Linked DNA regions of Homo sapiens: region 2 is linked to region 1. Evidence: chromatin loops called from intact Hi-C (ENCODE). Cell type or tissue: dorsolateral prefrontal cortex. All regions are shown on one strand. Links, peaks and the distances in the headings refer to the core of each region. The heading gives the core; the rest is flanking DNA. Region 1 overlaps EHF (ETS homologous factor). Region 2 overlaps LOC102723568 (a long non-coding RNA gene).

The links. Hi-C counts contacts between places; a loop is a spot of excess contacts. Peaks named below come from ENCODE experiments on the same cell type or tissue, not always from the same donor. Only the 100,000 strongest peaks of a DNase experiment are listed, where the experiment ranks them.
Region 2: a loop joins it to region 1, with 2.0 times the contacts of the local background. A loop is called at or near these places in 5 of 110 quality-filtered maps.

Annotation. Positions count from the first base shown.
Region 1 is chr11:34,646,890-34,662,859 of GRCh38, forward strand. EHF (ETS homologous factor) reads left to right here. Exons shown (of 9, transcript NM_012153.6): 4 at 2,130-2,192; 5 at 4,653-4,721; 6 at 4,848-4,916; 7 at 10,019-10,081; 8 at 11,644-11,839; 9 at 11,943-15,970. The coding sequence ends at 12,042. Among named protein-coding and RNA genes, the nearest start is that of EHF, 34 kb to the left of the region's middle. RefSeq lists an enhancer at 3,755-4,004. In dorsolateral prefrontal cortex, for the core only: no CTCF peak of the experiment used is centred there; DNase peaks (open chromatin) are centred at 8,112 and 9,382; H3K27ac peaks cover 2,500 bases.
Region 2 is chr11:34,785,232-34,801,201 of GRCh38, forward strand. All of the region lies in intron 6 of LOC102723568 (a long non-coding RNA gene), which reads left to right. Among named protein-coding and RNA genes, the nearest start is that of APIP, 120 kb to the right of the region's middle. RefSeq lists an enhancer at 10,235-10,783. In dorsolateral prefrontal cortex, for the core only: no CTCF peak of the experiment used is centred there; a DNase peak (open chromatin) is centred at 7,780.

The DNA of each region.
Region 1 (15,970 bases), core at 7,115-9,614:
TGCCAGTGTAATTTAATTCTTTCCTTATGGTGATAATTTTCAAGAAGACAAAAGCTGGCTAGGAATTCGTAGAATACTTACTATCCTTGGAAAATGTTTTCTTTCCTTTGCAAACAGTCCAGTCACTTGCTTGTTAAAAAGATCATCATGGTTACAAAAAAAAAAACAAAAAACAAAAAACAAAACAAAACAAAACCCCCCCCACACACACACACAAAGAACCTTCTAGACCTAGGTTCTTAAGATAGGGTCCTAAGGGTGGTAAGAAGATATATGAAATTAGAACTATGTTTGTGTTTTGGGAGGGGAAAAAACTCACAATACTTCAGCAGATTCTTAAAAGGTCTGTAACTTAAAAAAAGGGTTAGAACATATGGTCTAGACACGTGTATGGGGAATGTTTCTGTGGTGGTTTCTGGAATTTCTGTTGCCCTAATGCCCCAGATGTCTCTCTGAGGCTTCCCCTAGCACAGGGATGGGCCACCATTCCAGATGTTGTCTTTGAGTGGTAGATTATTCATACACGAACATATCCTATACTGACATGTAAGACCTAGTAGGGTGGACAACTGACCTTGCAGAATGGTTTTGACACTGGCATAAGGTTCCCCTGATAGTGGCTGTAAAAATCTAGCTCTTCTGAGAACTATGGGCATCCTGAAAAGTAGCAATATTTAAGAACAGGGAGTTGGCCTGTCTGCACTGGAAAAGGCATTTATGTCTTGGTAGAACCCATGTTTGGGCAAGTAACCGGGACTTGGGCGGCATGAGCTCCAGGGCTGTGAACCAGAGTCATACCCTGGCAACAGCCATCAACACTGAAGAGGACCTGGGGCCTTGCAGCAGAGCTTGTGGCTGCGGTGGCCATTTTAGATGATGTCATTCAGCTCCCTGGCCATGCCCTGCTTCCCACCCACCTCACATTGGTGGCTGCTCTTTTTTCTTTGACTAGAATCAAACCAAACAAGGCTCTATAAATAACCCTCAGGGATCTTCAAAAAGATCAGACTTACACTTGAAGAATTAAAAATATTTACCTCCACCCCCCAATTAAATCCACTCCTTTAAAGCTTTGCCCTGATTGAGGTCTGAGGCAGGGAGGCCTGGGAGGTGCTGTGGCCATCTTAGACCTTCTGTCTCTGACTTCCCATGACTTGTTTGGTCTCATCGCATGCTGCTGTAGCCTCTGAGTTCCTAATGTCCAGGCAGATTGCTCACTCTTTTGTTGTTTGCCTTTGTGTAGACCTTCTATCAACTAACATTTATTGAGTATTTACTTATACTAGGCACTGTAAGTGAATTAATTCATTTAATAACTTTATGACAAAGTAAATATTGTGCCCATTTTACAGGTGGGAAGACTGAATGTCAGAGAGGTTAAAGGCATGGCTTCTGTTCTTGAGATGTTTAGAATCTGTCTGGGGAAGAAAACAGACTAGATTCATATGCATTTACAAATATATATATATATATATAAGCATACATATATATGCTTTTATATATGATAATGGGAGAGGAGTTGCAAGCAAACAAGGTCATGTGATGTGTACTGCTTGTACATGTGCTGAGGCATAAATAAGGAAAGAGTCACCACATTTTATCCAGACATATCTCACAGATTGGATGTAATCATGATGGCATTGATTAGATTTTAAATCAAAGAAGAATCAAGCTAGTTAAAAAGGTTTTTCCCTACATTTTCATTTTCATATCATATCTTAGTATGGGAAAGCACCTTAGAAGTCATCTAGTGACCTTATCTAGTTTAATCTTGTTACAGATGGGGAAACTGAGACCCAGAAAGGTAAAGTGCACACACCTTCCTCATAGCTAGTAGTTGAAAAACTGGGCTTCTGAAGTTCTATTTCCACCATACTGAATGCCTTTACTATACCACATCAAATAATTGCTTCTAAGGTAGTGCCTTAGATTCCCAATTTTCTGGGGTCAGAGACTGCAGGCTTGAGTTTGTAGAGGCTGACAGAGAAACCACCTCCCATAAACAAACATAGGTGACCAGGCAGTAGGATGGCAGAAGCTCTGCAAAGATGCCAGTTCTGTCCTTATTTAAGCATCCAGTTCTGGCTCCATCTGGGCCCTCTCTGACTATCCCAATCTGTCCTTCACAGGCCAGTGCAGTAGTGACCTGTTCCAGTCCACACACAATGTCATTGTCAAGACTGAACAAACTGGTGAGTAGTAGTGGACAAAGGGAGCCAACCTAGCCTGGCAAAGCTCCGGGGAGGACAGTTGGGAGAGGGCAAGAGAGAATGTGGGGGCAAGTTTTTGCAGGAAACACAGGGAGGCCTTTTCCCTGGCTGTCTCTGATGGGCCACCCCCACCATGAATCTCATTCTTGCCCTTGCGACCAGTGACTGCCACCTATTTCCAATTTATAGACTTATGGGGAGCCACACTTCTCTGCCTCCTACTCCTGGTTGTGGCATCATCCAGACCTCAGGCCAGCAGCCAAGGAAAAGCAGAATATATGGTGGGCCTCCCCACCTTAAAAAGTGTCAGGGGAGTGGCCAAGTTTGGAAAGAGAAGAGGAAGGGGCAATGTCTCCTCTTCTCTCCCTCCTCCCTTGATGGGTGTGTGTTTCACAAAAAGGGTGAATATACTAACTTGGTATTGTAGTTAACAAATTTTTAGGGGCCCTGGGGAGCTTCTGCAGAGATGTACAAAGGTACCTGCAACCCAGCTCCTGCCTTAGGTGTGTTTTTATATGAAGGACAAAATGCTGGGCTCTGAGCAGAGTCTACAGTCCCATAGCATCTACATTCATTTTCGTTTCCTTTCCCCTGTCCTAAATCTCTCTCCTGGAGACTGTCCTCCAAAGTCCATGAGCCATCATAAAACTGTGCAGCAACTATTGCTCCTAAGTCACTCCCCATGTTCATGCCTGGGAGCCTGGGAGCCACGTGGGCCAACCAAGCTTTCCATAGACCTCCCTGAGGATGTGTCCCAGTCACCAAGGACAGAATTTGACCTGCAGGTGATTTGTGAGTCACTTGGGGCCAAAATTGGCCCATGCAGTTATTTACCCTTTCATAAGTGGGCTGGCCTACCATTATTAAAGAAAAAAGCAATAGCTGCTAAGCATGCAAATTAGGCTTTGCTAGCCCTGCCTTTCTCTTCAGAGGCCAGGGGATGGGCCATCTGGATGTTCTGTGCTTTACAGGCCTGGCCTTGCCCTAGAGATGGATGCAGGACTTGGTCAGGAGGATGGCACCCCCTCCCCTGCTTGACCTGTCAGATAGCCCCACCGAAGGAGCCAGGGTAATACTGGAGAGGTCCCAAATAACTTGATAATTCCTTCTTGACCATCCAGACATTCTTGTGTTGCCAGTTCAGAAAAGCTGAGTGGAAGGGTGGAGAAGAAGGTCCACCCTAGGAGGAGGGGAGAAGAAGCTCATAGAGGGGCCAACACCCCCATACCTCTTTGGTTCAGTTTGTTTTCAGAGACAACAACAGGTGTACAAGGTGACCCAACAAGGAGAGAGGGTGTAACCCCAAGAGATTGGGCTTGGGGTGTCCAAACATGTAGCTATTAGCTAAAATACCGGCTAAATCCCTATGTCGTAAACACGAGGACTTAGCCAGTAAGTCAGGTTTTGTATCATTTGTGCTATAAAAACAAAATGAAACTCAGTCAGTGGCTTACACCCCGGCCCTAAAACTCAGAACCCAGCAAGGAGGGGAGCTGAGGGTAACCTAGGTCTGCGGTGAGGAGAAAGCAGGAAGTTTCTGGTGAGGACGAGGTGAGAGATCTTACAGCTTTTGGCTAGCCAAGAAACAAAATGCTTCTGTTGGAGACCAGCCCAGATCTGGGGGTTGCGTAGGAGTTGAGCTCCATTTGGGGTAGGTGGAGGGGAGTTCCCTTTGAATCTGAAATCTGAAGAGTCAGTCAAAGTGAGAGGTGTTTACCGCAGCACACAGAAGAAAGAGAAAGAGAGACAGAGTACAAGAGCACTTCTTTTCTGCGATGGGGCAGTGGGGCTTCACTCTTAAAAGGTGTTTGTTTGATTTAGTAACACAGTCCACCCCTTCTCCTTGGTTTTGTTTTGAGAATTTTATGTCATCCTTTAAGCTAATTGGAAAAATCCTAGAGGGAGGGGGCTGTCACCCAACTTGGATGACAAATCTCTGGATTTCAGCAAGGAAGAAACTGTGATAAGATTGACAAGACTCTTCCTGAAAGAAATATCATTAACCCCCCAAGGCCTCATTAATTATTTATTATACATTTAAATAAATTAATCCCTAACAAGGCCTTCCCCCCCACCACACTCTAGGGTAAAAATATTCTGGTGATTATGCAGTAGAATGCAGAACAAAGCCAAGCCAGGTTAGGAAAATTCCCAGGAACCACTTGGTCTAGGACAGGTTCCCATTCTTGCAACTTCTCTCACTTCCCTAAAAATGCAATAGGTACAGAACACATGGATGAGGCCATTTCCCCGAGGATGCTGAAAGGAAAATTAGACAACATTATTATAAAGTAACGCAGCTGAAGCAGAATCATATCCCTTGTCTCTGAGGACCACTCCTCACCCCCCATACTTTGTTGATGAACAATGAATTAGAAAACGCAGCCTCTTCTCCCTGGGGAAAAGAGATCGCTGACTATTCTCCTTCTCTATTTTTTGTAGAGCCTTCCATCATGAACACCTGGAAAGACGAGAACTATTTATATGACACCAACTATGGTAGCACAGTAGGTAACTAACTCCCTGACACTTAAGGCCCTTTACATTCTTATTCAGTTTGTCTAAGAGCCACAGTGTTCTATTGTGAGGTGGGGGGAGGGGGTGCTCTAAATGTCCTTTATCTTTTCATGGCCACAGATTTGTTGGACAGCAAAACTTTCTGCCGGGCTCAGATCTCCATGACAACCACCAGTCACCTTCCTGTTGGTAAGCTGTCATCACATCTGAGGCTGGGTATGCCTAATGCTTAGGGAGAATCAGTGGGAATTACCAACACTCTACATTTCTGCCTTTCTGGAGTCTTTCTAATTAAAGGGCTAGGAAAGGGATGGGGTTACCATTAGACGAGGTTTGCTTTTGAGGCAATATTTGTACATCGAAGATGACCCGTAGGGATCCTCTAGGCAAAATGTTGGTCTCCTACGAAACTAGTCACTCTGTTGTGACAATAAAAGTTGTTTAGGCTTTTCTTTATTTTCAATGAAAACTTACTCTTGCAATATAGCTGCTAAAATTATTCATATTTGGGTATACTTATGGGAAATAAGGCTATATTTAATTTTCAACAAACTACATTTGGCTTTAGAGAAAGAATACCTCATAGTAAAATTCAAAGGTCCGTGAACCTGTAGTGATAGTTTCTGGGTGAAGGGGTAGCCATTGGAAACTTCCAGAATCCCCACAGTTACACTATTTTGTCAGTTTTTAAGTCTAATTCCGATGACTCATCAGTGCTCTCTAATCAGTCAGAGCACCTGCATTTTATGAGTTACGTTCACTTTAGCTGCATTTGGTTAAGCTTGGATGCAACTGGGGCTATCCATGCTCCTTAACCAAGGTTACACTGGGTGAGAAGTTTGGGATGTTGGGAGTCTGGGAGAGGGGATTTCAGATTACCACCCCCACCTACAAATAGGTGCATTGGCGTGTACAGTGTGGGAAATGGTTGAAAGAGGATCTTATGGTTTCCCGTGATCTGAGTATGAACTTGTGGATCTCTTTGGGTCTATGAAATGGCACTTAGACATCAGTCACAAGTGATAGTGCCTCTCTCCTGGAATTAAATTTGGAGCAACTTCAGAAATGGGATTTAATTGGGTCTTTGTGAAAGAAATTAGTCTGCAACCCTTCCTTCCTCTTTTTTTCTGTTTTTGTTTTTGCTTTTGAGAACTGAAATAATGAAAGGTTTTGGTTTGAGGTTTTGTTTGGGTCAAGCCCCTTAAATGAGATGGGGCTGGGAGCCAATGTAAATGCTTCTGGAATTGAGATTAAGAGCTGAGGCCAGCATAGCTCTCGACTTCTCCTTCCCCCAGTGGTCCTTAGCATTATGTGTCACTTGAGGTATTTGTTAAAATTAGGGAATAGATCAAACACTGGCAAGGCTTGGCTGTGTATTTGCTATTCTGGGGGAACTGAGCCAACCGGGGTAAAATTTCTGTGGCAATCATTGCCACTCAGTCAAGACCATGGGGTTCAGGGCTGAGGAAACCTCCCAAGTCACACTCTGAGTTCCTCTGCGACTTCCTACAGTGTCATCTCCCACATCCTTCCATCCTTCCATCCTTCCATCCTTCCATCCTTCCATCCTTCCATCCTTCCACTTGGGTCTTTGACTTACGGCAAAAAATTCCAACTAAGAATAAAGCTGAACCAACCACTTCCTGAGCCTCAGGGGCTAGTAGGTCTTGAGGCACCCGGGAAACAAAAACATCATAGTTACAGCTCTGCTGCCCTGACAGCTGGGCCATCCTCTTTTCTACATCTTGACTTACACCTTCTAGAATCTCAAAATCAATAGGGGCCTTAGAGGCCAGTTTCTGCTTTTGCATTTGCAGTAGCAAGGAACTCGCTCTCTCCTGAGTCCACCGATTGTATTTTTCAATAGTCCTTCTTAAGATGGGCTCAGGAATCTTCTCTCCTTACCCTTCTGATCCTTGTTTGCTGCAGCTCCCCATTTCTATCCTGTGATTGTAACCCAGGCTGGAAAATGAGATCAATCACCCAGGCCCTAAAGAATCAATGCAGTCTCTGGGGTTGGTGTATTCATTGGGGTAATAGCCCTTCAGTAGGATAGTTAATTACAGCCTTATATGGGTCAGTTTCTTTCAGAATAGTTTATAGTCTCTACTGCATGGAAGCAGAACCCCGGAAAAACCTTGGTCATTTGCCTGAGTCTTTATTTTTCGAGCTCCCATGTAATTGAATGCAGTGAAATATCTTTCTATGTTTTAATGCTAGTTACCAGCTGAGCTAAGGCGAGGCCCAGCGTAAACTGATGCCCTCTGTGATAAACGCAGGTGGGGAAATAGGCTTTGTTTTGATTTCTCTGTCATCTGCCCATTTCATAAAATGCCCGCTGCCGGTGTCCTGTTCTGCTCGACAGTCCTCCAGCCTGTCATGCCAGCTCGGGCTTGATGTGTTTATCCACTGACTTGTTGAGCCTAAAGCTAGGGTGGCACGGTCTATTAGAACACTGAAATTTGTATATCCCGTAAAGAAATGGCTCACAGCTGAATCATATGCAAATGCTTCTAATCTTTGCTTCTTGCGAAGCAGCTTAGCTGAAGTCACGCTCTCTCACTTGCATCACAAACCTGTGGCTTGTTGCTGCCCCTGCCTGGACTGGATAGGACCTTGGCCTGGAGTGCCTGGGAGCCAAGCAAGAGAAAGCCAGGCTGGACAACTTCTCCAGGGCAAGCCATTATTTTATAAGAATGAATCACTTAACCACATGGCTAACTTCAAAGGTCTTGACTTTTATCCTAGGGCAGAAGAAGGACACATATTAAAGAGAGGTTAAAGATCAAAAGATATCAGTGGTAAAGCAGGCCAGTGATTCCACGGCTTACCCCTGCACACTGCAACAGGCAGAGAGGTCTGGAAGAAATTAGGTTCTTCTTTTGCCTTTGACTGCTTATTCCCCTTTATGATGATGGAAAGATTTTTATTTGGGGATTAAAAAAAGAACGTTCCTAGCTGGGTGGAGCCTAGCTTGGGTAAACGGCTGACAACTCAAAGAATATTTCCTCATGGTTTATCTAGTGTAGAGGTTTTAGAGTCCATGGACTGCTGCATGGGCCACAGCCCCCTGAAATTGTTGACAAAATTTCATGTGTACATATATGTGCATTTTTTTCTGAGGAGAGGGTCCAAGGTTTTCGTCTTATTCACAAAGGCACCTGAACTCTGAAGTAACTGATTCTAGATCAACTAGGAACCCACAAACAATAATTGAGGCCAATATACTGAGAGACTCTTGTATTTTTCTGAATTCAACTCCTGGCTCTGAAATAATGGCCCTGCATCCCTCCTGGATGTCATTTGAAAATGAGCTTTGCTTGTGGCCTGCTGGGTAAATGCCACTCTTTGTCTGCAGTACAACGTGGCCCTGTCAGAGTGATGTATCACTTGGAAACCGGGGTGGATGCCAGACCTGTCGCAATATTGTCACATCCTGATGGGATGTTGCAACCTCACCCTGCAACCTACAGGGAGGGAGAGTGAAGTCTCCTTGCATTTCCTGTGAATTTGTCCTCTCGGATTTCAGAGAAACCCAAGTCAGGTGCAGGCCCTGCTAGTGACAATGCCAGGAGAGAAATTCTTAACCAGGATGAGAGGTTTCTTGTTTACTGAGGTCTTATTAAATCCCTCTCTCCATCCTGCCATGACGTTTCGAGAAATTGCTGGGAACACTGAGTCTTGATTAGCTGGGTGATAAGATGGTTGAAAGGGCCCATGAACGTTGGGAAATATAGAATTGTCAGATTGAAATTATCTTTTCTACTAACAAGAGCATTACAGAAGTGAACCTGATTCTTGGCAAGAAAGGCTTGTGTGAAATCTGTTATGTGCAAAGGGAGATTATGTGCCGGCCACCATTTCTGGAAATGACATAGAATCATGGTTATGAGTAAAGCTTCTGGATTCAAACTGTTTGTGTTCATATCCTGGCTCCACATTCCAGCTGTGTGACTCTAGTCAAGTCATTTGACCCCTCTGTTTCTCAGATCCTCCACAGCTGAAAACTGTGGATCATATTAGTACCTGTGTCATAGAGTTATTGTGTGAATTAAATAAAGTGATTCATTTAAAGTGCTTAGTACAGTGCCTGGTACATAGTAAGTGCTCAATAAACAGTAGCTTTTTTTTCTTAACCAATTTAATTAGGAGCTAATGGCTGGCAGTTCATAGCTTTTTTGAATAATAGGCTTCTCCTGATAATTGAATGGATGCTGTGAACCCTCTCCCTTCATATATGGTTTCAGTCAGTCCAGGGGCCCTTGAAGGCCACACTGGGTCAGTGGACCCTAGTTTAGGAAGGGCACATGAAAGAGATCAGTTTTACTGGCCCAATTTCTTAAAATAATTGGCTTGTATTTAGGGACTACTTTGTATTAAAATTGGCTGATTTTTGAGTGTGAGAGTCTTTGTAAGATCTACTTTGGTCCTCCCAATACACACACACACACACACACACACATATACACACACACACTCACACTCACACACACACGGCTAGATCATTTAGTTTTCTTTCTGAGAAGAATTTTTATTTCCCAGGTCCGCCTCCATCATCTCCTCTTTGGTAATAGTCGCAGAGGTTGCCATAATGAGTCATTTGTTAAACTAATCTGTGTTTCCATAGTCCACTGTGGCCCTCTGTATTGAGCTTGGGCCACTCAATGGCGCCTTTGTCAGGCTGATTAAAATGTAACTTTGCATGCCAAAAAAGGGCACTCCTCTGGCTTAAAAGTCATCTTCCTTTGTTATAAATGTTTACATTTTTCTATTATGCTAAAAAAAAAAAACCACAAATTTTTCAATGATCTAAATCTTTCAATGGCTTCCATCTTTCTCAGAGTCATGTCCTTAAAAGTCCCATAAGGGATTAATGATCAGAACCTCAGCTCCTCCCTCTCTGCCTCTTACAGCATGCATATACCAAACACACATCAACCTCAGGGCCTTTGCACTTCTATGTTACACATGGAAGGCTGTTGCACAAGCTCTCTGCATGACCTTTTCCCTCATATCCTTTAGGTCGTGGAATCAGAGAGGTCTCCTATGACCACCTTGTATCAAATTGCAAATTATTCCCAAGTCCATACATCTATCTCCATTTCTTAACCTGCATCATTTTTCTCCATAGCATTTATCATCTCTGTTTTGTTTGGTTCACTAGCACATACTCAAAGGTGCCAGGCATGCAGTAGGTGCTCAGTAAATATTGTTTAAATGAGTGGATGCATGAATAAAAAAGAGAATTATAGGAAATAGGTCAATTAAACGCCTCTCATTTTTCTCCTTAGCAGAGTCACCTGATATGAAAAAGGAGCAAGACCCCCCTGCCAAGTGCCACACCAAAAAGCACAGTAAGTTGGCTGGCTTTCAGATGGCCTTTGGTCCTTCCCATCACATCGGGCACATCTGGAGGCCACTAGTTTTTTGGCAAATATCGCCTCTGTCTGCTGCCTTCATGTCTTCATCCCAAACAGGGTGGAGTGAGAAAATAGAGGCATCACTTGCTAGCAAAGTAAGCCCCCTCTGCAGCTGTTTCTCAAAGTGGAGCCCCACTGGACATTTCCTCCCTGTTCTGTCATATGTGCTCTAAAACTGAGACACCCAGTGCCTAAGAACTGCTTGCAGGCATGGGGTTGGCAATTTCCTCTCTCCCAGAAGAAAAGGGTGGGAAGAGGAGCGAGATAAGAAGAAACAGCTGAGATGTATCATCCTTTCTTTTGCTAAATGTTGGCCTCCTACCTTTGTGGAGTTACCATTCCAAGAAATGACTGTTTTTTCTTAAGATTCAACACTGCTCTTTGGGAGTTGGGTCTCCTTCAGTAATAAAATCTTATGAACATATACGAAATATCAGAGACATGGAATTGTGGGTGGAACACAGAAAGAAATCAAGATGGTATAATCTAGGCCTGTAATCCCACCACTTTGGGAGACTGAGGTGGGTGGATCACTTGAGCTCAGGAGTTCAAGACCAGCTTGGGAAACATGACGAGACCCCATCTCTACAAAAAAATACAAAAATTAGCTGGGCATGGTGGCACGTGCCTGTAGTCCCATCTACTTGGGAGACTGAGGCAGGAGGATTGCTTGAGCCAGGGAGGTCTAGGCTGTGATGAACTGTAATTGCACCACTGTACTCCAGCTTGGGCCACAGAGTGATATCCTGTCTCAGAAAAAAAAAAAAGGTATAATCCAGAAATTATGAGGAATTAGAATGTCTTTATCTGCTCTTTCACATAATCCCACAAAACCATATTAATGCAACCCCTCGAAAGGTGGGTGGGGTGGGGGTGGGGCATCAAAAATTCAGTGGGAGTAAAGTTGAATTTGGTTGATAATCTTATTGCAGTAGTGGCTTCATTTTCAAATTGGGTCCTCCAGTCCCTGCGTGACCACCCCTTTCCCTACCACCCTCATCTATTCTGGGAGTAAACATTCTAGACCCTTACTGATTTGCATTTGGCTGAAACACAGTTGCTGGGTCAAAGCAATTTAATTGGTTGAGATACTGGATAAAAGTGGTTGAGAGTTGCTCTCTGGGGAAGTAACAGGTTGAAGTGAACCCCAAGCAATTTGTGGATAATAACTAGAAGAAACTTCCCCCTGGCTTAGGAGACCTAAGACCTATTGCTTAGTCTTGGCTATGTCACTAGTTAGCTGTGTGATCCTGATCAAGTCACTTAAGTTCTCTGTGCCTCGGTTTCCTGATTTGTAAAATAAAATATTGTGCTAGTTTATTCTTAAATACCTTTTTAATGTCCAACATCTGGTGATTCTGCGATCCATCTTCCCTGACAAGTAGGGGAGAAATGAGTATCTCCTACTTGCAGGAAGATGACCTAACTCAATGCTCTCTGCCCTATCTTTGCTGTGACTTAGATCATTAGTAACCTGCCTTTCTGCTTTTCATCAGACCCGAGAGGGACTCACTTATGGGAATTCATCCGCGACATCCTCTTGAACCCAGACAAGAACCCAGGATTAATAAAATGGGAAGACCGATCTGAGGGCGTCTTCAGGTTCTTGAAATCAGAGGCAGTGGCTCAGCTATGGGGTAAAAAGAAGAACAACAGCAGCATGACCTATGAAAAGCTCAGCCGAGCTATGAGGTGAGGAGTTTCATGTCTCTGAAAACAAAAAGGCTGTACGACCCATTATTTACCTAGCAACCTTCATCGGATCAGTCACCTTATGCAATCTCCTTTGTTACAGATATTACTACAAAAGAGAAATTCTGGAGCGTGTGGATGGACGAAGACTGGTATATAAATTTGGGAAGAATGCCCGAGGATGGAGAGAAAATGAAAACTGAAGCTGCCAATACTTTGGACACAAACCAAAACACACACCAAATAATCAGAAACAAAGAACTCCTGGACGTAAATATTTCAAAGACTACTTTTCTCTGATATTTATGTACCATGAGGGGAACAAGAAACTACTTCTAACGGGAAGAAGAAACACTACGGTCGATTAAAAAAATTATTTTGTTACTTCGAAGTATGTCCTATATGGGGAAAAAACGTACACAGTTTTCTGTGAAATATGATGCTGTATGTGGTTGTGATTTTTTTTCACCTCTATTGTGAATTCTTTTTCACTGCAAGAGTAACAGGATTTGTAGCCTTGTGCTTCTTGCTAAGAGAAAGAAAAACAAAATCAGAGGGCATTAAATGTTTTGTATGTGACATGATTTAGAAAAAGGTGATGCATCCTCCTCACATAAGCATCCATATGGCTTCGTCAAGGGAGGTGAACATTGTTGCTGAGTTAAATTCCAGGGTCTCAGATGGTTAGGACAAAGTGGATGGATGCCGGGAAGTTTAACCTGAGCCTTAGGATCCAATGAGTGGAGAATGGGGACTTCCAAAACCCAAGGTTGGCTATAATCTCTGCATAACCACATGACTTGGAATGCTTAAATCAGCAAGAAGAATAATGGTGGGGTCTTTATACTCATTCAGGAATGGTTTATCTGATGCCAGGGCTGTCTTCCTTTCTCCCCTTTGGATGGTTGGTGAAATACTTTAATTGCCCTGTCTGCTCACTTCTAGCTATTTAAGAGAGAACCCAGCTTGGTTCTTTTTTGCTCCAAGTGCTTAAAAATAAGTTGGAAAAAGGAGACGGTGGTGTGGAAATGGCTGAAGAGTTTGCTCTTGTATCCCTATAGTCCAAGGTTTCTCAATCTGCACAATTGACATTTTTGGCCGGAGTGTTCTTTGTGGTGAGGGCTTTCCTGTGCATTGTAAGATGTTCAGCAGTATCCACTCATGGTCTCTAACCACTTGACACCAGAAACCCCCCAGCTGTGATAACGCAAAATGTCTCTAGACATCACCAAATGTTCCCTGGGGGTGGCAAATTTGCCCTTGATTGAGAACCACCAGTTTAGCTAGTCAATATGAGGATGGTGGTTTATTCTCAGAAGAAAAAGATATGTAAGGTCTTTTAGCTCCTTAGAGTGAAGCAAAAGCAAGACTTCAACCTCAACCTATCTTTATGTTTTAAATGTTAGGGACAATAAGTTGAAATAGCTAGAGGAGCTTCTTTTCAGAACCCCAGATGAGAGCCAATGTCAGATAAAGTAAGCATAGTAATGTAGCAGGAACTACAATAGAAGACATTTTCACTGGAATTACAAAGCAGAATTAAAATTATATTGTAGAAGGAAACACCAAGAAAAGAATTTCCAGGGAAAATCCTCTTTGCAGGTATTAATTCTTATAATTTTTTGTCTTTTGGATTATCTGTTTACTGTCTCATCTGAACTGATCCCAGGTGAACGGTTTATTGCCTAGATTTGTACTCAGAGGAATTTTTTTTGTTTTGTTTTGTCTTTTAAGAAAGGAAAGAAAGGATGAAAAAAATAAACAGAAAACTCAGCTCAGGCACAATTGTCACCAAGGAGTTAAAAGCTTCTTCTTCAATAGAGGAATTGTTCTGGGGGTCCTGGAGACTTACCATTGAGCCATGCAATCTGGGAAGCACAGGAATAAGTAGACACTTTGAAAATGGATTTGAATGTTCTCATCCCTTTTGCAGCTTTTCTTTTTGGCTCTCTCATGTCCTTGGCTTGCTCCTCTATTCTACCTCTCTTTCTCCAGCAATAATATGCAAATGAAGACATGTATCCATAAGAAGGAGTGCTCTTCATCAACTAATAGAGCACCTACCACAGTGTCATACCTGGTAGAGGTGAGCAATTCATATTCAAAGGTTGCAAAGTGTTTGTAATATATTCATGAGGCTGGAAGTAAGAAGAATTAAAAATTTGTCCTAATTACAATGAGAACCATTCTAGGTAGTGATCTTGGAGCACACATGAATAACTTTCTGAAGGTGCAACCAAATCCATTTTTATTTCTGCCTGGCTTGGTCACTTCTGTAAAGGTTTAACTTAGTGTTGTCAAGTAACAGTTACTGAAAGAGCTGAGAAAAAGAACAATGAACAGCAACGATCTTGACTGTGCAACTCAGACATTCCTGCAGAAAAGACATATGTTGCTTTACAAGAAGGCCAAAGAACTATGGGGCCTTCCCAGCATTTGACTGTTCATTGCATAGAATGAATTAAATATCCAGTTACTTGAATGGGTATAACGCATGAATATTTGTGTGTCTGTGTGTGTGTCTGAGTTGTGTGATTTTATTAGGGGCATCTGCCAATTCTCTCACTGTGGTTCCTTCTCTGACTTTGCCTGTTCATCATCTAAGGAGGCTAGATCCTTCGCTGACTTCACCATTCCTCAAACCTGTAAGTTTCTCACTTCTTCCAAATTGGCTTTGGCTCTTTCTGCAACCTTTCCATTCAAGAGCAATCTTTGCTAAGGAGTAAGTGAATGTGAAGAGTACCAACTACAACAATTCTACAGATAATTAGTGGATTGTGTTGTTTGTTGAGAGTGAAGGTTTCTTGGCATCTGGTGCCTGATTAAGGCTTGAGTATTAAGTTCTCAGCATATCTCTCTATTGTCTTGACTTGAGTTTGCTGCATTTTCTATGTGCTGTTCGTGACTTGGAGAACTTAAAGTAATCGAGCTATGCCAACTTGGGGTGGTAACAGAGTACTTCCCACCACAGTGTTGAAAGGGAGAGCAAAGTCTTATGGATAAACCCTCCTTTCTTTTGGGGACACATGGCTCTCACTTGAGAAGCTCACCTGTGCTGAATGTCCACATGGTCACTAAACATGTTATCCTTAAACCCCCCGTATGCCTGAGTTGAAAGGGCTCTCTCTTATTAGGTTTTCATGGGAACATGAGGCAGCAAATCTATTGCTAAGACTTTACCAGGCTCAAATCATCTGAGGCTGATAGATATTTGACTTGGTAAGACTTAAGTAAGGCTCTGGCTCCCAGGGGCATAAGCAACAGTTTCTTGAATGTGCCATCTGAGAAGGGAGACCCAGGTTGTGAGTTTTCCTTTGAACACATTGGTCTTTTCTCAAAGTTCCTGCCTTGCTAGACTGTTAGCTCTTTGAGGACAGGGACTATGTCTTATCAATCACTATTATTTTCCTGTTACCTAGCATGGGACAAGTACACAACACATATTTGTTCAATGAATGAATGAATGTCTTCTAAAAGACTCCTCTGATTGGGAGACCATATCTATAATTGGGATGTGAATCATTTCTTCAGTGGAATAAGAGCACAACGGCACAACCTTCAAGGACATATTATCTACTATGAACATTTTACTGTGAGACTCTTTATTTTGCCTTCTACTTGCGCTGAAATGAAACCAAAACAGGCCGTTGGGTTCCACAAGTCAATATATGTTGGATGAGGATTCTGTTGCCTTATTGGGAACTGTGAGACTTATCTGGTATGAGAAGCCAGTAATAAACCTTTGACCTGTTTTAACCAATGAAGATTATGAATATGTTAATATGATGTAAATTGCTATTTAAGTGTAAAGCAGTTCTAAGTTTTAGTATTTGGGGGATTGGTTTTTATTATTTTTTTCCTTTTTGAAAAATACTGAGGGATCTTTTGATAAAGTTAGTAATGCATGTTAGATTTTAGTTTTGCAAGCATGTTGTTTTTCAAATATATCAAGTATAGAAAAAGGTAAAACAGTTAAGAAGGAAGGCAATTATATTATTCTTCTGTAGTTAAGCAAACACTTGTTGAGTGCCTGCTATGTGCACGGCATGGGCCCATATGTGTGAGGAGCTTGTCTAATTATGTAGGAAGCAATAGATCTCGGTAGTTACGTATTGGGCAGATACTTACTGT
Region 2 (15,970 bases), core at 6,378-8,877, 140 kb after region 1:
CACCCTTAGAACATTCTCCAGGATAGACCATATTCTACACCATTTAAAAGTCTCAACAAATGTAAAAGAATCAAAATTATTAGATGTATGCTCTCTGACCCTAATGAAACTAAACTAAAACCCAGCAATCGAAAGAAATATTGGAAATCTCCAACTATTCAGAAGTTAACACATTTCAAAACACCCTATAGGTATAAGAAGAAGTCACAAATGAAATTTAAAAGTATGTTGAGCTAAAAGAAAATGTAAACACAGTGTAACAAAATTTATGGATTGCAGCTAAAGCAATGCTTAAGATATGTTTTTAACTTTAAATATATATAGTCTAAACAAAAAAGTTCAAATATGAATAATCTAAGATTGTATCCCCATACACAAAAGAAAGGAAATAAAATCAGGTATGTTGAAGAAAGGAAAAATAAAGATTAGAGTAAAAATCAATGAACTAGAAAAAAAATGGGAAAAAAAATTGGTCACACCAAAAGTTGATTCTTTGTAAAAATCAGCAAAATTAATAAACATTAACCAGATTTACTAAGAAAAAAAGAGAGAAGACACAAATTATTAAGGTCTAGTATAAAATCATTACACTACAGTCACTACAGAATCTACAGAAATTAAGATATTATGAGAAATATTATGAAGAGCTTCATGGCATTAAATTGGGCAACACAGAAGAAACGAACACGTTTCTAGAAAGACATAAATTATCAAAACTGACTCAAGAAGAAATACTAAATCTAAGTAGATAATATAACGTAATAAAATTTAAAATATTTCTTCCACACACAAAAATACTCAGGACCAGAGTGATGACTTTACTGGTGAATTCAATCAAACATTTAAGGTCAAGATAATACCAGTCCTACTCAAACTATCAGAAAGTAGAGGAATAAAAAGCATTTAGCAACTTATTTTATGGGGCCATTATTACCCTGATACTGAAGTCAGACAAATAAATTATAAGGAAAAAAAATTGCAAACCAATATCTTTCACAAATGTAATCATTATGTAAACAAAATATTGGCAAATTTTATCTACAACATATTAAAAGAATTATCATGACAAAGTGGATTTTATCCCAGAATGTAAAGTCTATTTAAAATCCAAAATTCAATGAGTATAGTACACCATATTAATAGAATAAAGGGTAAAAATTATATGATCATTTCAATAGACTCAGAAAAGCATTCGACAAAATCCAACACTTATTCATAATAAAAATCTCAGCAAGCTGGAAATAGTTTACAAAATCCTACAGCTAACATGATGTTTAATGGTGAAAGACTGAATTCATTTCTCCTAAAATTTGGATTAAGGAAAGGATATTCACCCTTACCACTTCTTTTCAGCATTGTACTGAAGTTTCCATCCAGTGCAGTAAGTCAAGAAAAAGGAATTAAAGTCATATAGATCAGACAGGAAGAAGTAAGATGACCTTTATTTGAAGACAGGTGGCTTTGTATTAGAAAAAAAAACTATTAAAACAAGTAAACAAATTGAGCAAGGTCACAGGATACAAACTCAAGATACACAACTAATTGTCTAATTGTCTTTTTATATTATTAGCAATGAACAATCCAAAAATAAGATTAAGAAAATAATTTAATTAATAATGGTATCAAAAAAGAACAAAATACTTAGGAATAAATTAACATAAATAGTACAACATAATACTCAAACCAACAAAATATTCCTCAGAGAAATTAGAGATCCAAATAAATTGAAAGCCACACCCTCCTCATAGCTTGAAGGACTCAGTATTTTTAAAATAGTAATTCCCTTCAAATTGATTTGTAAACTCAACACAAATTTTATAAAATTCCTTCAGATCTATTTGTATAAATTAACAAGCTAATCCAAAATTAATATGAAAATGCAAAGGACATAGAAGAGAATAAACAATTTTGAAAGAGAAAGACTAAGTTGGGGAATTTATACTACTTAACTTCAAAATTAAACCTTCAAGAATCAAAACAGTGTAGTGCTGGCATAAGTATAGACATACAGCTCAGTAAAACAGAGTAGGGTATCCAGAAGCAAACCCGTGTATTTATGATCCATTGATTTTCAACAAAGATGCCAAGGTAATTCAATGGATGAGAAAATAGTCTTTTTCTAAAAATGAAGCTGGAATAATTGGATATCCATATGTAGCAAAATCAACTTAGATGCTAACTTACTCTGCACATAAAATAGCAATTAAAAATGAATCATAGATCTAAATGTAAGCACTGAAAGTATAACATTTCTAGACGAAAACATAGGGAAAAAAATCTTTGTGACTTTGGGTTAGGCAAAGAGTTCTTAGATACAGCATGAAAACCACAATCTATAAAAGGAAAAACATTTCTAAATTTGACTTCATCAGAATTTTTAAATGTTTGCATTCTGAAAATACCATTAAGAATGTGAAAAGACACACCACAGACTGGGAGAAAATGTAATAAATCATTTACCTTATAATGAACATCTATTTGAAGTATGTAAAGAACTTTTTCACTCTGTAAGAAGACAACCTAATTGAGAACTTCCAATAAATTTGAAACAGAAACCTCACCAAAGATACATAGAATACAAAAAGCTCAAAAAAAGATGCTGAACATCATTAGTTATTACAGAAATACAACTTAACACCACACTGAGATACCACTATATACTGACTAGCATGGGATTTTTTTTTAAAAAAAAGACATTTTTGCATTTCTGTAGAAAAAGCTTGACTCAAAAATCAGTTGATAAGGTACAGATTCCTGTCTTTGAATCTGTCACTAAAAGACAGATTCCTGTGCCTCACTCCAGAATTCATGAATCAGATATTTCACTGATTCATAATCTCTGGTGGATGCTTAGGAGTAATACCAGAATTTACATTTCAAATGAGTCCCTTGGCATTTTAAATAAACATTACATTCAACAACTATTAATGTAGGTCTTTCTTTCGCCATTGTGATATGAGAAAATCAAACTAGAATTATTTGTAATATTTTTATCTCTATAATTCTATGCTTTTTTCATCCTATATTTTTCCCTGTCTCTTTCAAAGCCCCTAATTTTCCCTGATCAGATTTTTAAAATTTTATGCATTTTCTAATAAAAGGATAGGGCCTCCTTGCAATGGATTCCTCCCTCCCAGTGAAAGGCCTACATTCTAATTATTGATAATACATGAGTTCATCCAGATGTGTTTTCAGCGTTTCTAGATGTCTCCTTTCATCCACCATCAATCAGTGCAGGAGGGTGGGCTTTGTGCTTGGCAGCCAAAGCCGATGAGAGTGAGATGCTAAGGAACCAGACCAAGGATTCAGATGGTGCTGCTACACTGCTCCCAGTGGATTTCATACTCTGGGTCCATGAATCCTGCCTTGACTACAATTCAAAGGGGCCTAGTGTAGGGGTTGAGAGTGTGGCCTCTGGAGTCCAGTACCTGAGTTCAAGTCCTGGCTCTTCCACTTAGTGCCTCAGACACAGTCTGACTTCTCTATTCCTATTCCTCACCTGTAAAATGCAGACAAGCGTATTCCTGACTCACAGGTCCTTACAAGGACCAGATGGTTAATATTTGTAAAGTGCTTGAAAGAGTACCTGGCATATAGTAGGGCCTGTGTAACTGGTTTGTTAAATAAATTGACCTGTTTGGGTTGATTTCAGGTATTAATTTCCTGTGGCACAGTTCTGAGACATCTGAGCAGTGCTTGCGATCATGTGTGAGGTACAGATGTTTGCTTTTGGGTGTCAGCATTTGGGGATGACAACACAGCCAGATGGGCATCTTGGAAATTGTGTTCCAAGAAGACCTAGAGTTCCATTGTGTGTGTGTGTGTGTGTGTGTGTGTGTGTGTGTGTGTGTGTGTGTGTGTGTGTGTTTTGAAGTGAAAAGGACAGATAGTAAACAACTAAGACTAATGAACAAGATACTCTCAGATAGTAGTATTATGAAATAAATAAAATGGGGTGATGTGATAGCAAGACACTGTGGTCTTGTTAAAGATGATCCCCCTGGGCTGCCTCTGTCTCATCCCTCCCCAGTCGCACCCAACCCCAGCCTACTCCCTGCCCAAGATGGGGCAGCCAGGGCCAAACAGTCGTACATGTGTAGCCCACATCACCACACTTGATTTGCTTCATTCCCAAGGGTCAAATAGGCCAATTTCCCACATCCTGTGCTTCCCTCTATTTAAAAGCCCTGAATGACTATTCCAGTGACACTCCTTTGAAAAATTTTCCATGAACTTCGGGCTAAAACCTTCCTTTATTTAATTTCACCTTAATTGCATCAATTAGGCTCCTTTCATGTTTGCTCAACAAACTCTTTTGTTTCTTTCACTCAGCTCTGAGCAACAGCTGCCAAGTGGAGTCTTTGTTCTGAGGCCTTTTTTTAATGGTCTTCACACCAATCTTGTTTGTTTTCCTCAGTGGCAGCTCTGAACAAACCTGAGAAGGTGTTGCCATTAAGCCACAGAGGGCAAGCTTAGTTGCCAGCTGCCATTTACCCCTCATCCAGTTCCCGGAATGGAAAATGAGGCCTTTCTTCTCTCATTTTGAAGGGAACATGTTTGGTTTGGTTGTGTTGGGAGAGGTGTCAGAGCCCTCAGATAACTGAATGCTCCTCAGAGTCTCACTTATGACACCCCTTCTCCCATCCCCAGTCTTCAGTCCCTCAAGTCACTTTTGCTCTTTCAAGCTATAGAGATTTCATGGCTACCTCCCTGCCTGTAGTCTTCTCCCACTTCCTCCATTCTCACAGCTGGCAGAGAAAGATCATTCTAAAATGGATCCCATCAGACCACTCACATGCTAAACTCTTCCATGGCTTCTCACAGAATTCAGGGTACCTTGCTCACTCCTTAGCTTGCTGCTCCAAGTTCTTCAGGCTTGACTCTTTAGTTTCAAGTTCCTCAACCCCTGCAACCCACATGAGGAAGCTTTCCTCCAAGATGGCTGCAATCAAATTTCCTCCCTCCTTCTGTAGGCAAGCCATTCCCCTACTAAGGTAAAGGGCTCTTACTCCCCTCCCCTTGGATCTGGGTTGGCTGCAGTGACTTGCTTGATCATAAGAATGCAGGAGTATGTTCTGGAACTTCCAAAGCTAGGTTACAAAAGGCTTCCTAGCTTTTTTTTTTTTTTTTTTTTTTTTTTTGAGATCGAGTGTCACTCTGTCACCCAGACTGGAGTGCAATGGCGTGGTCTTGGCTCACTGCAACCTCTGCCTCCGGGGTTCAAACGATTCTCCTGCCTCAGCTTCCAGAGTAGCTGGGACTACAGGCAGGTGCCACCACACCCGGCTAATTTTTGTATTTTTAGTAGAGATGGGGTTTCAGTATGTTGGCCAGGCTGGTCTTGAACTCCTGACCTCGTGATCTGCCCACCTCAGCCTCCCAAAGTGCTGGGATTACAGGCATGAGCCACCGTGCCCCACTGGCTTTGTAGCTTTTACCTGGGCTTCTTGAAATACTCACTCTAAGATTATTTACTCTGGGGGAAACTAGCTACCCTGAGACTGCCATGTCATGAGAAGCCACATGGAGGAGCCCTGGATAATGAGATAATGAAATATGTAGAGAGGAAGGGAAGCCAAGAAACACCAAGGCACCAGAAATGTCAGTGAAAAAAAATCTTGAAAGTGAATCTTCAGCCCCAGTGGCCGTAGGTAATGCCAAGTAAACGAGAGATGAACCATCCAGCTGAGCATTTCTGCATTACTTACCCACAAAATTACAAACAAAACTAAATGGTTGTTTTGGGGTAGTTTGTTATACAGCAATAGACAACCAGGAAGTCACTTCCTCAGACAATTCTTTCAGACCTTGAAGTCCACCCTAAGCTATCATGCATATTCCCATGCCATCGTCCTTGCACCTGCTACTGTCTCTATCTGAAATTACCTTTCCATTCTCTGCATGGCCAACTCTTGCTTTTTCTTTGGAAACCTAAGTACTACTTTCTTTGGCAAGACTCTTTTTTTAATCTTTTCAGTTTGTGTAGGACAGGTCCCCTCTAACATTCTTTCAACAAATATATATTAAGCTTCTACTATGAGCCAGACACTGAAGCTTCAACAGTGAAGCATATTTCCATGTTGCTCTATGGTTCCCTGTTATATCAAAGACTGCATTCTGTTTGAAATGGCTTCTACCTTTATCTCACAACAAGCTCGCCGAAGGCTGAGGCTGTATGCTTCTCTATGTATATCCTGGGCATCTGGCGTAGTGCTAGTACATAGTAGGTGCTCAATAGATTCCAACTAAATTAACAAATGAGTTGTGATCTTCAGCTGGTGTTTATATGAACACTTGAGTTTAGGTTTGGCTGATTTCTGCCAAGTCCAGCTTCCTGAAGTGGAAGCATTGTCAAAACCCTGAAATGATAGTGGTGGGAATGAAGTCTAATAGCAAACTTTCTGGTTTGGGTACCCTTCAAATGCAAATGCACCAACACTAAGAACCCAGAGTTGGAAACCCTTTAGAATGAGCACTGGGACACACTTGTCCTGAAATGCACAAGAAAATCTTCTACTTTGATGGTGAGAGGGAAGATCAGCAGATGCAGCATTCACATCAGTCTGCACTACATAGGTATATGAACCTCTGAACTTAGTCCCTCTGTCTCTTCTGCCCTGGGGGTAGCAAACATATAGGCAGATGGGAGGAGGCCAAACTCCAAAGGCTTTCTGTTTTGTTTTGAATATACCAAGCAATCTGAGAAAGAGAACTTGCTCTTAAAATGAAAGTAATGTGTGCTTGCTTGGGGCTGGATACAAAAGAAAGATTTATCAATGTTAAAAAACTCCATCTGTTTTTAGGAAGCTGCCTTGTGGTTACCACTTCTTGTGCCTATTATTTCATGCTAAGGAGCCACACAGACCGTGTGGCAGTTTTTTGCCATTATGGCACAGAGAGAGCAAAAGCCCAGAGCCCGGAGAAACAACAAGCAGTTTGTCTATTATCTCAACCAGGGCTGAATTTACCTCCTTCACTCCAGGACCTCTGGCAATGACCAGAGACATTTTCAGATATCATGTTGGGGTAGGGGTGGGGGTGGGGGACTACTGCCTCTAGTGGATAAAAGTCAGGGATACTGCTAAACCTCCTACAATGCACAGGACTGCCCCCATTACAAAGAATCATCCAGCTCAACGTGTTAGTAGGGCCAAGATTGAGAAACCCTGGCTTAAGGCACTGGTTTCAAGCTTCAGTGTACATCAGAATCACTTAGAAGGCTTTTTAAGACACAGGTTGCTGGTTTGGGAGCCATGGAGTAGGGCACAGGAATTTGCATTTTTAACAAATTCTCAGGTGATTCGGATGCCGCTCCTGGGACAAACGTTTGAGAATCAATTGTCTAGAGTTTCCCTTCCCTAAGTAGTAGAAGCTGAGTGTGGGTACCACTTGCTGGGGCATGAAGGGAAGGTCTAGGAAGGGGGTCTCCATATAGGCCTTTTGGGGGTCCTCTCTGGCCTCTCAACAGGAATCTTTCCTTTGGGTCAGTGAAATTCATACTAATTCAGTGTAAACACCTACTCTGGGTTGGAACCTGAAAAGCAAAACAAAAACATTCATGAAAGAAAAAGCAGCCTGAACCAGGAAGGGAAATGAGCTGCAACTGGGGTCAATTTTTTGGCACATTCCACGGGACTCACAGAGCAGGTAACAATAGCTCCAATTCTCCAGAGGGGCAGCCAGATCAACAAAAGTTCAATTAGTAAGTCTTGGCAAATAAAGGCAACAAACAGTTTGGCAATAATAAATTAAGTCCATGCTTGGCTTTCACCCAGGCTCGTTACTGTCTCCCTGCCAGGCTTTGTGAAAGAGTGGCTTTGAAGGCTCCTGAAAAGGGTTCATTTCTTGAACAATTCTTGCTTTTGTTTGCTGCCATTCTCTTCTTTTCTTTGCTCCTTTCTTCACTTATCATGAAGGGCACTCACAGGAGCATTCGGCTTCTGTCCTCCCAAGAGTATGACGTTCACTCCTCTTCTTCCCAAGAAGGTACAAGGAGCCCACTGTCAATTCTGCTGTCACCCATAGAGGACATCCAGGGATGAGAACTAAGGGACTGCAGATTCAAAGAGATGAGCTTTCTAGTTTAAAAATTCAATTTCCAAGAAAACAGAGAACAAAGGCTACTGACGCTTAGAGACACTGCTTCCATTTTGAACATGTTTCTAAGGATAAGGAAATGAAATCATTTGGTGAACATGCCAAGCACCTTGAAGCCTTGCAAATTATAGTGTGGAGTCCACATTCTCCAAGTCCTCTGTGTCCCCTAAGATGTGGATATTAGCATTAATGATAATGATAATTATCTAATATTTACCGAGTTTTCCTGTGTGTCAGATATACTTCTAAGCATTCTACATCTGTTCTTTTATCTATTCTTTTTAGGAAAGCCTGCAGGATTGATATTTCATTATTCCCGTTTTGTAGTTGAGCAAATAGAGGCAAAGAAAAATTAAGTGTCTGAAATGGGGTCATTTTATTTTCTTTATGAAACAGTGCAGCCTGATTCTTGCCAATGGTGTAATCATTCTGTGCTATGTGGATATTCTCCAACTTGTAGAGTGTCCTGTAGCAGTGGTGTACTCTCAAGCAGATGTCTCTACTTTAGGCAAACATGTTGTGAGATACCAACTCTTACCACCATTGAGTGAGGTCCTGCTGGCAGTTAGTGTTTTAACTGTGCTTTGGCTGCTACCACTGATGATTTGGGGACAAGGAGTAATGCTTGGGTTGTACTTAGGCAGCACTGAATTCACAGAGAGAACATAAAAGGGAAAAGAGACCTGCCAACAACAACAAAATGAAATGGCAGATCTAGTTTAATATGTTGGGAAATCCAGTCCCATCGGGTGATTTTAGGTTTGATTTTACTGATCATCAAGGTCACCCCTTACTTGCATTCCCAGTTTCCCAGTGGAGGCAGTGGAGGCTAAGAGGATGAACCTATCCAAGAATACACAGTAAATGGTAGAAGTGAGACTAGAACTTGGGACCACTGACTTTCGTTCCTGTGTTATTTTTATTATTCCACTCAGACTCTCCCATTGGTACATCAGTGGTATGAGCCAGATGGAATTTCTGGACACAGAGGATTTAGTAAAATTCACAGAATCACAGAGTCTTACTGTCTGGAGAGATCTTGCCTGGTTTAATTGCCTCCCTTCTCGAAAGATGCAGTGAGAGCCACAGGGACATTACAGGCATTTCTCTGTTTCTGCATTGAGAGCTGTGAGCTCCACACCCCTGGGGCTGAGGAGCATTGACTAGCCCAGTCAACAGATGGTGTGGGTCCCCTTGTGCGCTAGGCACTACCATGTGTTACGGGGTCAAGTAAAATGATGCCTTTTAGACAATGTTCCTATAAGAGCCTAGGATCAGAGACCATGTCCCCAGCTTCCACAGAATATCGAGAGAGAAGCAGGAAATCAATATGGGGAAAGAAAGTTGAAGTTGGGTTGCAGGGGTTATAAATGCCAGGCCAGACAATCTTAACTTTACTCTGAAGACAAGGAGGGACCACTAGAACTTCTTAAGTCGATCTTTGATATGGATAGAGTTTTGCTTTGGGAAAAGGAAGATGGTGTGATGCCCAGACTTGTGGGCCGATATCAGATGGCAGAAATGGCAGCTAGATTACTGTAGCCATCCAGACAAAAACTAATGTGGTGACTCAGCAATTTTGCATGTAGGATGTATCAAATAGAAATGAAAACCTAGGTCCATGTAAAGGCTGTACATAAATGTTCATTATAGTTTTACTCATGATAGTCAAAACAGAAACAACTCAAATAAATGTCCATCATTTGGAGAATGGATGAACAAATTATAATTTATTTCTACGATAGAATACTACTCATCAGTATTAAAAAAAGAATAATGGATGCGGGAAACCGCATGGAGGAATCTCACAGACATTATGCTCAGTGAAAGACGCTGAACAGAAAAGAATGCATGCTGTATTATTCCATTTATATGAACTTCGGGAACAGCCAATCTAATCTAAGATGAAAAATCAGAACAGCAGTTGCCCTGGGGGACAGGAGTGATTGGCTGGGCAGGGACACAAAGAAACTGGGAGATAAAAATATTCTAGATCATGATAGAAGCATGATTAAATAGACGCCTCCATTTGTCAAATTTGCACACAAAGATTTGTGCTGTGTAAATTCTGTATAAATTTTATCTTACTTAGAAAATAACTGTAGAATAATAAAAATAATTGAGCCAGGAATACAGAATGGCATAATATTGATAATTATAAAAACTGAGTGATAGGCACATGGAGGTTCATTATACTATCCTGTTTAGTTTGTATATGCTTAACATTTTCCATAATAAAGAATTAAAATAAGTATTGGGCCTGAACCAGGGCAGTGGGAAAGGAGAAGCCAGGACAGACGAAAGCACTGTGGGTATATTCTTGAAGTATCTTGACAACTACTTGGCTGTAGGGGGTGGTTTTCAAAGGCAAATGTTAACAATGACATAGAGTTTCAGTGATGAAGCCTTTAGCAAAGAATAAAAGAGGTTTTAGAGGGGTTGGAGGAGGTTGAATGTGAGGCTATACTGATTCTGAAATGCTGCTGGAATGAAAGCAAGGAAGCACTCAGCAGGAAGACAGAAAGGAAGGAGGATGACATCCTACCTTGAGTGTCATCCTCCTTCCTGTCATCCTGAGTGCAAGATCAAGGGGGAAACTTCAATGATGGCAATAAATTTTTGCACAGGCTTGTACATCACTAAGCTAACCACAAGTCCCCAGAGTTATCTACATTGGATGCTTACAATGAGCCAAGCCTTGTTTCCCACTGGGGCTACAGCCTAATGGGAGAGACAGGAACATCAATACAAATGCAACATAATGTGGTTAGTGTGAAGATAAATGTATGCAAATCATGTTACCAGGGCCCAGAAAGAAAGCTCTTGACCCAGCCTCGCTGAGAGAGAAAGGAGAAACCAAAACCAAGCTATCCTTGAAGAAGACCCCTGAGCTTAGATGGAAACCATGGCCAGCTGGTGCTTGTGGAGTTTAGAGACTTCCTGGATGCCTGGGAAAACCTCATGCTGTGATCCTTATACTTACCACTTGAGCTAGAATTCCCATAATTGTAGACTTCTGGAGATGAAATGAACCCTGAATTAGATTCACAGAACATTTATTGGGCACCTACTATGTCAAAGATATTGTGCTAGCAATACAGTTTGACTGTGTCCCCACCCAAATCTCATTTTGAATTGTAGTTCCCATAATTTCCATGTGTCATAGGAGGTACCCAGAGGGAGATAATTTAATCATGGGGGTGGTTACTCTCATGCTGTTTTCATATTAGTGAGTAAGTTCTCACAAGATCCAATGATTTTTAGTTTTTGTTTTGTTTTGTTTTGTTTTTGAGATGGAGTCTTGCTCTGCTGCCCAGGCTGAAGTGCAGTGGTGGGATCTCAGCTCACTGCAAGCTCCGCCTCCCAGGTTCATGCCATTCTCCTGCCTCAGCCTCCCCAGTAGCTGGGACTACAGGCACCTGCCACCATGCCAGGTTAATTTTTCGTATTTTTAATAGAGACAGGGTTTTACTGTGTTAACCAGGATGGTCTCAATCTCCTGACCTTGTCATCCACCTGCCTTGGCCTCCCAAAGTGCTGGGATTACAGGCATGAGCCACTGCACCTGGCCAATCCAATGGTTTTATAAAGGGCATTTCCCCCTTTGCTCAACACTTCTCCTTTCTGCCATCATGGGGAAAGTTTGGAACTTCCTAGAGACTTGTTGAATAGCATTGTCCAAAATGCTGATAGTGATATGGACAATAAAGTCCAGGCTGAGGTGGTCTCAGATGGAGATGAGAAACTTGTTGGGACAGGAGCAAAGGTGACTCTTGTTATGTTTTAGCAAAGAGACTGGAAGCATTTTGCCCCTGCCCTGGAGATCTGTGAAACTTTGGACTTGAGAGAGATGATTTAGGGTATCTGGCAGAAGAAATTCTAAGCAGCAAAGCATTCAAGAGGTGATAGAGCATAAAAGTTTGGAAAATTTGCAGCCTGATGATGCAGTAGAAAACAAAAACCCATTTTCTGGAGAGAAATTCAAGCTGGCTGCAGAAATTTGCATAAGTAACTGCAGAAATTTGTATAAGCATAAATTTGAAAGACAATGGGGAAAAAGTCTTCTGGGCATGTCAGAATTCTTCATGGTAGCCCCTCCCATCACAGGCCCAGAGACCTAGTAGGAAAAAATGGTTTCCTGGGCCGGATCCAGGACCTACCTGCTGTGTGCTGCCTAGGGACTTGGTGCCTTGCACCCTAGCCACTCTAGCCATGGCTAAAAGGGGCCAAGATACAGCTCAGGCCATGGCTTCAGAAGATGCAAGCCCCATGCCTTGACAGCTTCCATGTGGTGTTGGTCCTGCAGGTGCACAGAAGATAATAATTGAGGTTTGGGAACCTCCACCTAGATTTCAGAGGATGTGTGGAAATGCCTGAATGTCCAGGCAGAGGTTTGCTGCAGAGGCAGAGCCCTCATGGACAACATCTACTAGGGCAGTGCAGAAGGGAAATGTGGGGTTGGAGCCCTTACAGACTCTGCCTAGTGGAGCTATGAGAAGAGGGCCACCATTCTCCAGACCCCAGAATGGTAGCTCCTCTGACAGCTTGCACTGTGTGCCTGGAAAAGCTGCAGACACTCAACAGCAGCCCATGAAAGAAGCTGGCTGGGGAGCTGTACCCTGCAAGGCCACAGGGGCAGAGCTACCCAAGGCCATGTGAATCCACCTCTTGCATCAGCAAGTCCTGGATATGAGACATGGAATCAAAGGAGATCATTTTGGAACTTTAAGGTTTAATGACTGCCCTACTGGATTTGCATGGGACCTGTAGTCTGTTTGTTTTGGCCAATTTCTCCCATTTGGAATGGTGCATTTACCCAATTCCTGTGCCCTCATTGTATCTAGGTAGTAACTAACTTGCTTTTGATTTTACAGGCTCATAGGTGGAAGGGACTTGCCTTGTCTCAGATGAAACTTTGGACTTGGACTTTTGAGTTAATACTGGAATGAGTGAAGACTTTAGGGGACTGTTGGAAGGGCATGATGGTATTTTGAAATGTGAGGACATGAGATTTGGGAGGTGCCAAGGGTGAAATGAATGATATGCAGCCTGATTCAAGATGAGATTTGGGTGGGGACACAGCCAACCCTCATCTTGAATTGTAGTTCTCATAATCCCCATGTGTGGTGGGAGGGACCTGGTGGGAGGAAATTTAATCATGGGGATGGTTACCCTCATTGTGTTCTCATGATAGTGAGTGAGTTCTCATGGTTTTATAAGGAGCTTTTTCCCCTTTGCTTGGCACTTCTCCTTGCTGCTGCCATGTGAACAAGGATGTGTTTGCTTCCCCTTCCACCATAATTGTGAGTTTCCTGAGGCCTCCCTAGCCATGCTGAACTGTGAATCAGTTAAACCTCTTTCCTTGATAAATTACTCAGTTATGAATATGTCTTTATTAGCAGTGTGAGAATGGACTAATACAGCTAGGTACTGTTGAGTGATTCAAAAGTGAGAAAAAAATACATTCCCTGCCTTTAAGGAGCTTCTACCTAATAGTGGAGACAGAGGCAGCTATACAACTCTATATCACAGAAGTTGATACATGAAAAAAGCAGTAACTTACTATACACATAAAAAATATAACACAAAGAAGGGAGATGTACAACTAGGAGATCATAGGACATCCCATTCATTTTACAGATAAGGAAAGTAAATTTCAGAGAATTAATGTCACCTGTTCAAGATTGCATAGCTATTCAATAATTTTGATTGATTTCTGAGAATACTGAGCTATTTGATCCTAACTCTTGCTTCCTGACCTGGGCTTCATCTCTATTTCTGTGGCAGCATTCCAACTCTTATGTATTTACTGTAGTTAACACTCACTCACCCACTGCACCTGCTTTTCTACTCCCCTTTGATATAATGAACACTGGCTACAAAGTACTCAGAGTGGATAGAAGTCATTGCTTCCCTGAGTATGAGCTTAGTGCAATATGTTATAAAATTCAATCCTGGACAAATAGCACTACTGACTTGCTCCCTTTGGAAGCCAGTCTTGACATCAATTAAGCCCTTTACACAATCTCTAATTTGTGATTAAATACATTTTAAAAATACAATTAGTTTTGGGCTGGAGCTACAGAGGCCTTTGATTCATAATTGGCTGATTGTTTCCAGAAAATTAACCAAGGGAGCAGTCATACTCAGTTGGCTCTGCAAGACCCATTGCAAATGCACACCCTAATTCCTGCCTCCTCCCAGGGTTAAAGAAATGTCTTCACAAGTGGGAACCTACCTACCTACCTGACTTCAGTTTTCTAAAATATAAATGTGATTATGTCACTCCCTAGCTCAAAATCTCTAGGGCTCCCCATTATCTTCTGGACAATGTCCCAACTTCTTGACTCCCTTAGAAGCTTTTCATGTACTGGCCTCTGCCTCACATCCAGCCTCATGGAGCCTTGCTCATTGTGTCCTAGTGGCCTTTCAGACCACCAAATCTCTGTAGCAAATCCCATTAGCAGTTTCACTAACAAACCTATATTCATTAATCTATTCTTTCACTAATTCATTCCATAAATACTTCATGGAACTTTATTAGGTGTCAGCCCCAGTGCTAGGCCCTTGGGATTAAGTGATGAGCTAGGGAGTCAAGGATCTTTAATTCTCAGAGGTAGACATTAATCAAATAATCACACATCTACATGGTTACAAATGTGCACATACAAAGAGCTGGCAAAAGGGAACAGTAAGTACAAAGGTCCTGGGAAGGAGAAGAGCCTGGCACAGTTGAGCAACTGACACAGACAGCATAGTAAAGGGGAAAATGGAATGAGTTGAATTTGGAGAAGTACCAAAGGACTAAATCATGTAGTACCTTGTAATCCATGGTAAAGAGTTAGATTGGTAGAAGGCAGGATTTTAAGAACAGAGAATGACACGATAATCTATGCAGTTAAAAGATTGCAGTGTGGGCTAGTGGGTGGAGATAGAATTAAAGGCAAGCAAACCTGGGAACTGAAAGACCTATTTGGAGATTACTATAAAACACCAGGCCAGTGAAGTGAGCAACCATCCTGGATTGCCTTCAATTGAGGGGTTCCCTGAAGGTGGAACTTGCAGTACTAAAACCTAGAAAGTCCCAGACATATCGGGATGTTAGTTATCCTCTAGGCATGACATCATGATGTCCTGAATTTTTAGATGACATTAAATGGAAGGATGGGGATGGTCTAGAGGTCAATGGCTTATTGATGGACTGAACAAAAGGGGCAGAGAAAAAGGAGAGTTCTTGACTTCTGGCTTTTGCAACCAGTTAGTAGGTCTTTCCATTGAGATAGATGATTTCCTATTTCTCTGTCTACCTCTGGGCTTTTTGAGAAGAAAGTAAGTCAACACAGAAGATGAGAGTGAAAGAAGACAGCTTCCCATTGTGTTATCACTTCTAGGACTTCAAGCAAATAATTGATGTCACACTAGGGCCAAAGACATGGTCAGCCAGGAAAACCTTGTGTGTTGTTTGAAAGGAGATCAAAGCAATTTATGAATTTTATGATGCTGTTCATAAAATCCCCATGTGGCACCAACTAAGAGATAGGCACAGAGATGAGCAAAGGGAACCCAGATTATCATCAATATTGCTGGTAGAGTCAAGGTCTTGCTGTGCTCACTGGATAACTAGAAGCAGATGAGAATGCATCTTCTTGCAAAGGGCTGCTTCCCTGTAAAGAAAGGGCTGTGTGCTGCAAGGAGCACAGACCTTGTATTCCAGTCCTGCCTCAGCCACTTACCTGTTGTGTGATCTTAGGCAAGATCCTGAGAGCCTTCATTTCCTAACCTGTAAAACTAGAGTAATAATTACTTACTTTGCAGGGTTCTGATGAAAACTAGAGAGACAATGTGTTCTTCTACATGATAGGCTTTCAATCAT